Linked DNA regions of Homo sapiens: region 2 is linked to region 1. A link is a contact called in ENCODE Hi-C data. All regions are on one chromosome and are shown on one strand. Each heading gives the region's core, a stretch centred on a gene start or an enhancer-like site at or near the end of the contact. The rest is flanking DNA. Distances are from core to core; before and after follow the strand shown.

The links. A loop is a pair of places that touch in the nucleus more often than their neighbours do. Pooled maps may share reads with other maps.
Region 2: a map of OCI-LY7 shows a loop between it and region 1 (6-fold over the local background). The contact joins the promoter of DOCK7-DT here to the promoter of NFIA in region 1. A Hi-C loop is called at or near these places in 2 of 168 maps with a recorded cell type or tissue (OCI-LY7 and naive thymus-derived CD4-positive, alpha-beta T cell) and 6 of 50 pooled maps.

What each region holds. Positions count from the first base shown.
Region 1 is chr1:61,081,016-61,085,211 of GRCh38, reverse strand. NFIA (nuclear factor I A) reads right to left here and starts at 2,651. Exons shown (of 11, transcript NM_001134673.4): 1 at 2,394-2,651. The coding sequence starts at 2,420. RefSeq lists a silencer at 3,081-3,375.
Region 2 is chr1:62,686,683-62,690,953 of GRCh38, reverse strand. DOCK7-DT (DOCK7 divergent transcript) reads right to left here and starts at 2,472. Exons shown (of 2, transcript NR_185999.1): 1 at 2,302-2,472. It overlaps DOCK7 (dedicator of cytokinesis 7), which reads left to right and starts at 2,568. Exons shown (of 50, transcript NM_001367561.1): 1 at 2,568-2,727. The coding sequence starts at 2,690. RefSeq lists an enhancer at 1,162-1,456 and a silencer at 2,466-3,215.

The DNA of each region.
Region 1 (4,196 bases), core at 1,402-3,901:
CTTGGTAAAGTTTTTTTTTAAATTGCCTACAAGTTAAATGGAGTTTCATTTAGAGTATAGTGATAGAAATCACTGTGCTTACTGATTTTTTTTAATGAGCAATAAACTACCGAAGTTCTTCTTCCTAAAACTGGCTCTAAAACATTATAAATATCCCAGCAAGTTAAATAAATTGTAAATAAATTTTTAAAAGCAGAACCCATAAAATATGAGCCCTCATTCACTATTTATTGTACATTTTCTTTACAAACTGTTACACTAAATAAGCATTTCTCTTAGTGGTGTTTCCAGAAGAAGGCCTAGTGAATGCATCAATCAACGCTGCTGAATATGTAAGCCGAAAAAAAAAGAAAAAAAAAAACTCTCTTAATGTCATAATACCTCATGAACCAACAGAGGCCAACTTTGTTAAATACCTGACTGTGCCCTAGGCCTGCATGGATATACAGGTGCCCTCATATATGCACCATTCCCAAATATAAATTTATCTTTTCAGAGCTCAATTGAGAAGACACTAATGTATCTGTTAGGGTCCTTTCCCTTTATTGCAGCTCGCTGATATTATCTACAAGTTCTGTGTGTTGCAAACTTCTGCCAGCTAGAACTTCAGCCTTCGAATCTCAGCATTTTCACTATAGTCCGTAATTCATTCAAATTATCTTACACTTTGCATCTTATCCATATGCAATTGTGAACCTTGCCAGAAGTGGTTGGAAAAGTTTCATTCCATACTTCCACAAGTTACTAAAATAGGAACTTTGGAAGTTTGTTAGGAAAAAAAAAAAAAACTTTTACAGTAACTAAAAGTAACTGCTATCCATTATTAATGCTAGGCCTAAATCCCAAACAGACCATTTCAACATAAAAGATGCGTTTAAGAGTCTTCTGAGATCAAATACCCGGTATTATTACTGTTAGATATTGCAATAAGAAGGGATGTCATGTGGGAAATAAATCCAGAATCTAGAGAGGAGAGCGAAAACTACTGATACTTTTTAGCCTTCCAGAAACTATTCCGGTTAAACCGTTATCTCCTACTAAATGAAGGCAAGAAGTGGTAGGTTTTTTAAGGGAGAGGTGAATAAACATTTTATGTGAAGCATATAACTTCATGTAGGTGATTAATGGTCAGATCCTAATGTACCAAAGCAGTATGAAATCTCACGCTTAAAAAAAAAATAGCGCAAAACCACTTTGACTTCAAGCCTTTTAGTCAAGGAAAACAAATAACATATTCAAAGGGGACCGGATTTGAAGTCTCGAAGTAGCAATATTTTGCCTGGGGGTGGGTAGACAAGGGAGGAATGGACAGGGGGGCACGGAAAGGAGAGGCGGTGGGGCGCAAGAGCCCCATGCTCTGAGTTGAGTCGGAGGGGAAAAGTTGCCCCCGTCCTGCGCGCGGAGCGGCCGGAGTCGCGCGGTGGCGGTGGTGGTGGTGGCGGCGGCGGCGGCGGGGGGAGCCGTGTCCGGCCCGGGCCGCCGCTCCGGCTCCCGGCTAGGAGCCCAACTCTGCCCGGCGCTACCCGGCCCGCGGCCCGCGGCCTCCGGCGTTCGGCGCCCTGCACAACGTGGGCTCGTCTCGGCCCCGAAACTTTCACTCCGGGAGAGCCAACGGGCCACCGGCGCGCGGCGAGGACGCAGGCTCCACCCGGCCGGCGCGGGGGAACGCGCGTCCACGTAGCCCCGCTCAGCCGAGGGCTAGCCGCAGCCTGCCCGCGTCCGAGGGGCGCTGTCCGGGCCGGGGCCGGGACGGGAGCCCGCGTCCTTTCCGCGGCCGGACCCCGAAGGCTGACAAACAATAAACAAAAGTAAGAGTTCGGGAAGACGGCGGGGGGCTGCGGCAGCGCAGGCTGCGGGGAGCGGGCCGTTGGGCGCAGGCACCCGAGGTCTCCCCGCACCCGAGGACTGCAGCCGGCCCGAGCGTGCGGGGTGAGCGGTGGGCTCCGTCGGCGGCCCCCTCCCCGGGCGCTGCGGCACTACGGAATCCCTGCTCCCGGCAGCAGAAACGCTGAGCCAGATTTCTGCGTGTCATGGACTGCAACCCCGCCGAAACACGTGCGGGGTGTCCGAAAACACTGCTGTTCCGCAGTCCGTCGCCCCGATATTAATTAACGCATTAATAAGAGGGCGCCATTAGCCATGTGCCCACACAAATGGCCGTGCAAGAGGAATGCACCCGCATGGAAACAAAGTTACTTTCTTTAAGCGGGATCCCCCCCCCCACCCGCGGGCACACGCGCGCACACACACAGAAACACGCGCAGACACAGACACACACCGAGACGCACGCCCTGGGCCCGGCCGGAGCGACGGCCCCGGTGCCCCCCACCCAGCCCCAGCCCTGCCCCCGGCGCCCCGGCCCCCAAGCCCTCCGCATCCACGCCGCGGCTTACCTGGGTGAGACAGAGCGGAGAATACATAACTGCCGGGCGCTGGGGTATGCGTGTGCGTCTGGGTGTGCGGTTTGGAGGTGTGCGTGAGTGTGGGTGAGAGAGGAGAAAGAGGGAGAGAGGAAGAGAGAGAGAGAGAGAGAGAGAGAAGGGGGGAGAAAAAAAAATCAAGCCTGCTTCTTGCGTTCACATTTCCAAGTCGGCTCAACTGCAGCCAGCCAGCCAGCGCTATTGCCGCTCCATGAGCTGAACTTTAACCCCGCCTAGAGTTTCCCTACACTCCACTATACATGCCTACTGTACGCGGGTGTTAAAGGCATAGCGCACCCTTTCCCGCTCCCGCGCCGGCCCGGCCGGGTGCCCGCGAGCTGCCCGCGCGCCCGCCTCCGCCTCCGCTCTGCACCGCACCGCACAGCCGCCGCCCGCTCGCGCCGCCGCCGCGGGGGGGAGGGGGTGTGGGGGAGGGGGCGGCTGCGGCGCCGCGCGGCCAGCCGGGTCCCGAGCCTCCGCGGCCGCTCGCGCTCGCAGGCTGGCTCGCTCGCTCCCCGGCTCTCTCCGTGGCTCGCTCCTTGCTCGCTCGCTTGCTCGCTCTCCCGCTCGCTCCCCGGCCCCCCCGCCCCCTCCCCCGATCAGCGCATTACTGGGTAACGCAGTGAGGAGCAGTTACAGTCTGTACTCCCGGGCAGCTATAGGCTGCCACAGGATGTGCTTAAGCAAACAAAACTACTTTTCCTCGTCCCCATCCCCCCACCCCCGCTGCAGACCTCCGCGGACCTCGGTGGAGGACTTGGGCAACTTTGCCAGGTTGCCCCGCACCCCCCGGGCCACCGCGTGGGCACGTAGAGAACCGAGGAGGAGGCCGGGCGGCACATTTGCATGTATGCAAATTTCTTTGAAAAATCAGACCTCCTAGGTAACTTTTTTTCCCCCACTGAAATGCGGTAAGGCTCAAAGCATTGTAATCTCTCCAGCGAAGCTTTCTGTGGGAATAGATTCGTCGGCAGAGGTAATTATGCACACAATCCTGCAAACTTTGTGCAGCTTCGGTCCTGTGGCATTCAGAAGCGGGGGTGGTGAGGAATCAGTGCCCACAGAAGATTCACCGGATTTGGGGGGCGGGGGTCTGGAGAAAAGAAGGCGGAGATTAATGAGCGTTATCCCTCCCAGGACTGTGAAACTAGTGGGTTTGAACACAGACGCCATAGAAAAAGTTCTATCACGTTCAGAAACAACAGTGGTTTAGCTGTGACATCTTTTACTTTTTAGGAGGAAAAAAATATGTGAAAGGGATGTCCCCTTAGGGAAGGGAGATATTCTGATCCACAAACGCGTGCCCAGAACTGGACATAGGCTATCATTACCGTCCCAGTTTCTGGGACACCTCTGGAAGGGTGCCTTTTAAGAATCCCTTTTTTCCCTCCCCCAGGTAATAGTTCTTAAAATGGAAAAGAGCTTCCTGCAATTATTTTAGGTTTGCTAAAGTATTGTTTTGGCAGAAAAGAGGGGGGTGGTTTTTAGGGTTTGGCAAGTTGCCAGTAAGCCTGCTTTTCCAGTTTTTTTTTTTTAACCTCATATTTTCTCTCTAGGCTCTCCTCTCTCGGAGGGGGGAAAGCCTACCTGCCTCTTCTAAGCCCCCATCCCTTATTTTACTTCTCTTCCTCATGATGGTTTGCAAAATGCTGCATTTGACAACCCTTCTCAAAATTCCAAAAGGAAAGAGGTAGGTATCATGTTGAAAGACACTGGCACACAGGGGAATCTGCCCTTCGGTGGAGGTGACATAACCAGAGAGTCTCTAAAGAGGGG
Region 2 (4,271 bases), core at 1,223-3,722, 1.6 Mb before region 1:
GGTCAAAAGACCCTTGAAACTGAGGGTGGTGGAGTGAGCTCCCCAGAAGTATAGTGGATTGACACCTGTGTGTGTGTGTGTGTGTGTGTGTGTGTGTGTGTGTGTGTAGGGGGTGGTATAGGGAGCATGGATGCTAGTCAGCTGAAGCAATTCCACTGTCACTCCCATTGCTGCGTTCCATATCTTTTCCTGACATTGAAACCCTGTGGGGCAGGGATACCAGCCAACATGACTTGGTCTGTGACTGCCAGCTCTTCCCCAGAGGTAGGGGGTCACCCTTCCTGCTTAGAGTGTTCCCCAGACTCTGAATTACCCTGCTTACAGCGTGATCCTGCTTGTCCTCTTCCTGCTCTAAATGTTTCCAGTAAGCTGCAGAGTACATGCAAAGTCCTTTCAGACACTTTGGCAACTAGTGAGTCATGTATACAAAGAACTATTCAAAGCAAAATGTGGCCAGTTCTCTAAGAGAGTAGTGAAAAGATGTTTGGAGAACAGAGATAAAGGCATGCAACATCTGGCTGGGAGTATGAGAGCAGACAACCAATTCAGGGACTATCAAACACCCAGGACAAGCTTAAGTATAGGATGAATAATGACAGTAACAGTGATAATAATAACAACAGCTGACACACATCGTACTTACCATGAACCAGGCCCTGTTCTAAGAACTTTATATTAATCAATTCAATAAATCTTCACAACACCCTTTCAAGTAGATATAATTATTTTCCTCCTTTTAGAGATGAAGTTAAGTAGCTTGCCTAAGGTTACAGAGTAAGAAAGTGGCAAAATAAGTCTGGGTTCCTATCACAGAGGGTCTTAAAAGCCAGGTACAGTGATAGCCTTGACTTACAGTCTGTGAGTACCTGGTTCATCTTTCCCAATGGACTCAAACATTCTGAGAGCAGGTCTGTGTCTAGTTCACCTTCGTGTTTTTTAGAACACCTAGGTGGGCTCTATACTTAGGTAGAAGCCAAATATCTGTCCTCTTTGAATAGACTATCTTTTCCTTTAGTAAACAAGCATCTGAAAACAGTGTGTTACTGGAGGGCGCCTTGGCAAGAGCCTGTGGTACTAGCTACTCCTCCAGAGGCTGAGGCAAGAGGATTGCTTGAGCCTAGGAGTTTTAGGCTGCAGTGCCCTATGCATTCCATGCTTGAGCAACACAGGGGGATTCTGTCTAAAATAAATAAATCAATAAATAAAAGCAGTGTGTTACTGCAATGAGCATTGTTATATAAATACACAGTCTTCCACAGAAGTTACAGCACTAGACAGGAAGTTATGGATCTGACTAATTGAGGCTTTCACCTCTGACTCAGTGTGTGACTCTGGCAAGTGACCTAATGGCTCCAAGCTACAGATTTTCCAATGGTAAAAGAGAGGAAAACAGGTATCCAACATATTCCACCAGGACATACTGAGAATATAATAATAACAATAAATAAATACACATTTTAAGTTCTTGCAATACTTAAGAGGAAAGGTACTACAAGAAACCAAGATATTTTTCTTAGTGTCACCATAATTTCAGTATCAACAGATATGCATTAGGAGCCAAATATTCTAGACATTATGGGATTACAACAGAACAGATGAAAACAAATCTCTGCTAGTCTCTGTTTTATAGGCTATTATGGACAAGGTCAGTTTCAGTGGTCAACACAGAGCTTATTTAACAGAACATCAAAATGGGGGTGAACGTTAGAGCTCACCTGGATTTTATATATATATATATATATATATATATATATATATATATATATATATATATGTATGTATGAGAGACAGAGAGAGATCCAAAAGGGGTTAATAATACGGAAACAACTGTCCTCAAAGAAAAGAACCGGCTCTGGGTTTGAGTCTCAGTGGAAGAGTTTACCATCTGTGCGACCTGGGGCCAGTCACTTAGCTTTTCCAAGCCAATTTCCTTCCCTCTAAAATAGTGATAGTAACGATCTACTTCAAAGCGCTCGTGCTTGAAAAACTTTAATCCAGTGGCTGGCTAAGCACCAGAAGTCAACTATTACTATTGTTATCGCTGCAGGAGCAAGGTATTTTCTGGCTCTTTCTCTATAAGAAAAACCACTGTTTCTCCAGTTAGGCTGCATTCATGAGGCCGAAGCAGAAACCCAAGTGCTTTAAAAAGCTCGGAGACCGGTGCTGCAGAAACATGAACCCAGTCATCCAGGGCTTTGGTTAAAGCACAGCCCCCTCGGCAAAGCCCACCTTTCATTTCCTTCCCTTCCATTTCGGGAAAGCCAAGCTCCCCCTACGCGTTCGGTTATCTTATTTTCTTGCCTCGCCAGGTCGCTGGCCTGTCTCTGGCTTCTCTCCGCGACCTCTCGGTCGTGCAGGCTCCGCGGCAGCGAAGCGGCTGGGGCTGGCGCCTCGCTTCCTCAGCGCTCCATTCTTCCCCTCGGCTCCCGCCGGCCGCAGCCGCCTTCCGCAGCCGGGGTTCCCGCCGGGATTGACGCGCTGGGGGAGGAGCGGTTTCTCGTTGCGCGCCTCTAAGGAACATTACGGCAGGGCTCGTTCCTGGCTCCGGCCGCCAGCCCCAGCCTCCCAGGTCCGGAGCCCGGACTGGCGGAGGCCGCGAGGGAGGGAGCACGAGCGAGGAGGCACGCGCCCGCCGGTCCGCACCCGGCCCGCCGCAGCCGCCGCCGCCGTCGCCGTCGCCGCAGCAGCCATGGCCGAGCGCCGCGCCTTCGCCCAGAAGATCAGCAGGTAAATATCCGGCGTGGGGCGCGCCGCCGCCGCCGCCCGAGAAAGAGCCGCGGAGTCCTCCCAGGCCTGGCCTAGGAGGCGGGTGGGTGTGGCGGGGCCGGCACCGGGATCCCGCGGCCTGGCTCGCGGCGGGGCGGAAGGGGTTCGGGGTGGCTGAGGGGGTAGCGGAGGCCTCGCGCCGCCCTCGAACCCCGGCCTTCAGCCCGCGCCCGCCGCTGAGCCTCGGCAGGGAGCGGAGAGGGCCGCGGACTCCAGCGCGCCCGCCTCCTCCTGCTCCTCGGCGGCCCGGGCCTGGACTTCTGCGGAGGTTTATGGAAGGGCGGTCGGCCGCTTCCCAAATTCTTTGTGTTCCCACCCCCGGGCTCGTCGGGGGCCGCCGCGGCGTTTCGCCCCCTCCCGTCTCTCCGCCCACCCCTCTTGGCCCCTAGAGGGTGCGGGGTCCGCCCTCCTCCACCCCAACAAAAGGAGAAACGCGCGGCGGCTCGGGGCGGGTGGGAGGCCGCCCCTCCTTCACGCGTCTCTCTCTTCCTGAGAAATCTGACAGGAACCCTCTTTGCACCCTCGGGCCAGGTTCAAAGTGGACTTGTGCGTCCAGGATTGAAAACGTGTGGACAGAATGAAAAGTTGAGAGCTGCGGGCTGCACCTTCGGTGTGCAGCTGCCGAATCCCTGACGGATTGCAGGCTGAAGCTTGTTCTGAGTTCGCCTGTGAATTTAACTGTGCGCCTGTGTTTCTCAGAGCACCCGAGAAGATGGATGATAGGCAGTGTTCTTTATACACTGACATCCTTTTATATGTTAGCAGTCTTGAAGTAAAGCAAGTGATTGCAGTCTTGAAGTAAAGCAAGTGATTGAGGTGGAGGTTTCAAAGCCTTTCACCTACTTGTGGTGGTTGGTTGCCACCTTTCTCCCACCCGCCAAATAAAAATTAAATGACAGAGGACTCTAATATTTGTAGAATTTCTTTGTGGAGTATACTTATGTATGAGACAGTAGACATTTTTGTTTTAATAAAATCATATTTGTGTGAATTATGATGTCCCAAGAAAAGAAGCATTCATATTAAATTACCTTTTTTTGTTTTGGGGCAGTTGTAGTTCTGTGGCTCTGAGTCTTTTTAGTTTGCTGACATTTCTTTAAAAATTTTGGGCCGGATGCAGTGGCTCAGGCCTGTAATCCCAGCAGTTTGGGAGGCCGAGGCAGGAGGATCGCTTGAGGCCAGGAGTTCAAGACCAGCCTGGGCAACATAGCGAGTCCCCCCCACCCCATCTCTGCAAAAAAATTAGCCAGGTGTGGTGTTGCACCTGTCGTCCTAGCTGCTTTCGAGGCAGAGGCTTTTTTTTTTCTTTCTTTCCAGCGTTCTAGCACTTTTTTTTTCCTGAAGGGGCAAAATAGCAAGTGTTTAAGAGCATGGGCTCTACTCTCAGACCCCGACATGGGTTCAAATCCTGATTGGTATTTTCTAGCTTGGGACTTTGGCCAAGTTGTTGGGCCAAATTTCCGTTTCCTCGTCTGGCAAATGAGAATAATAATAGGACCCAGCTC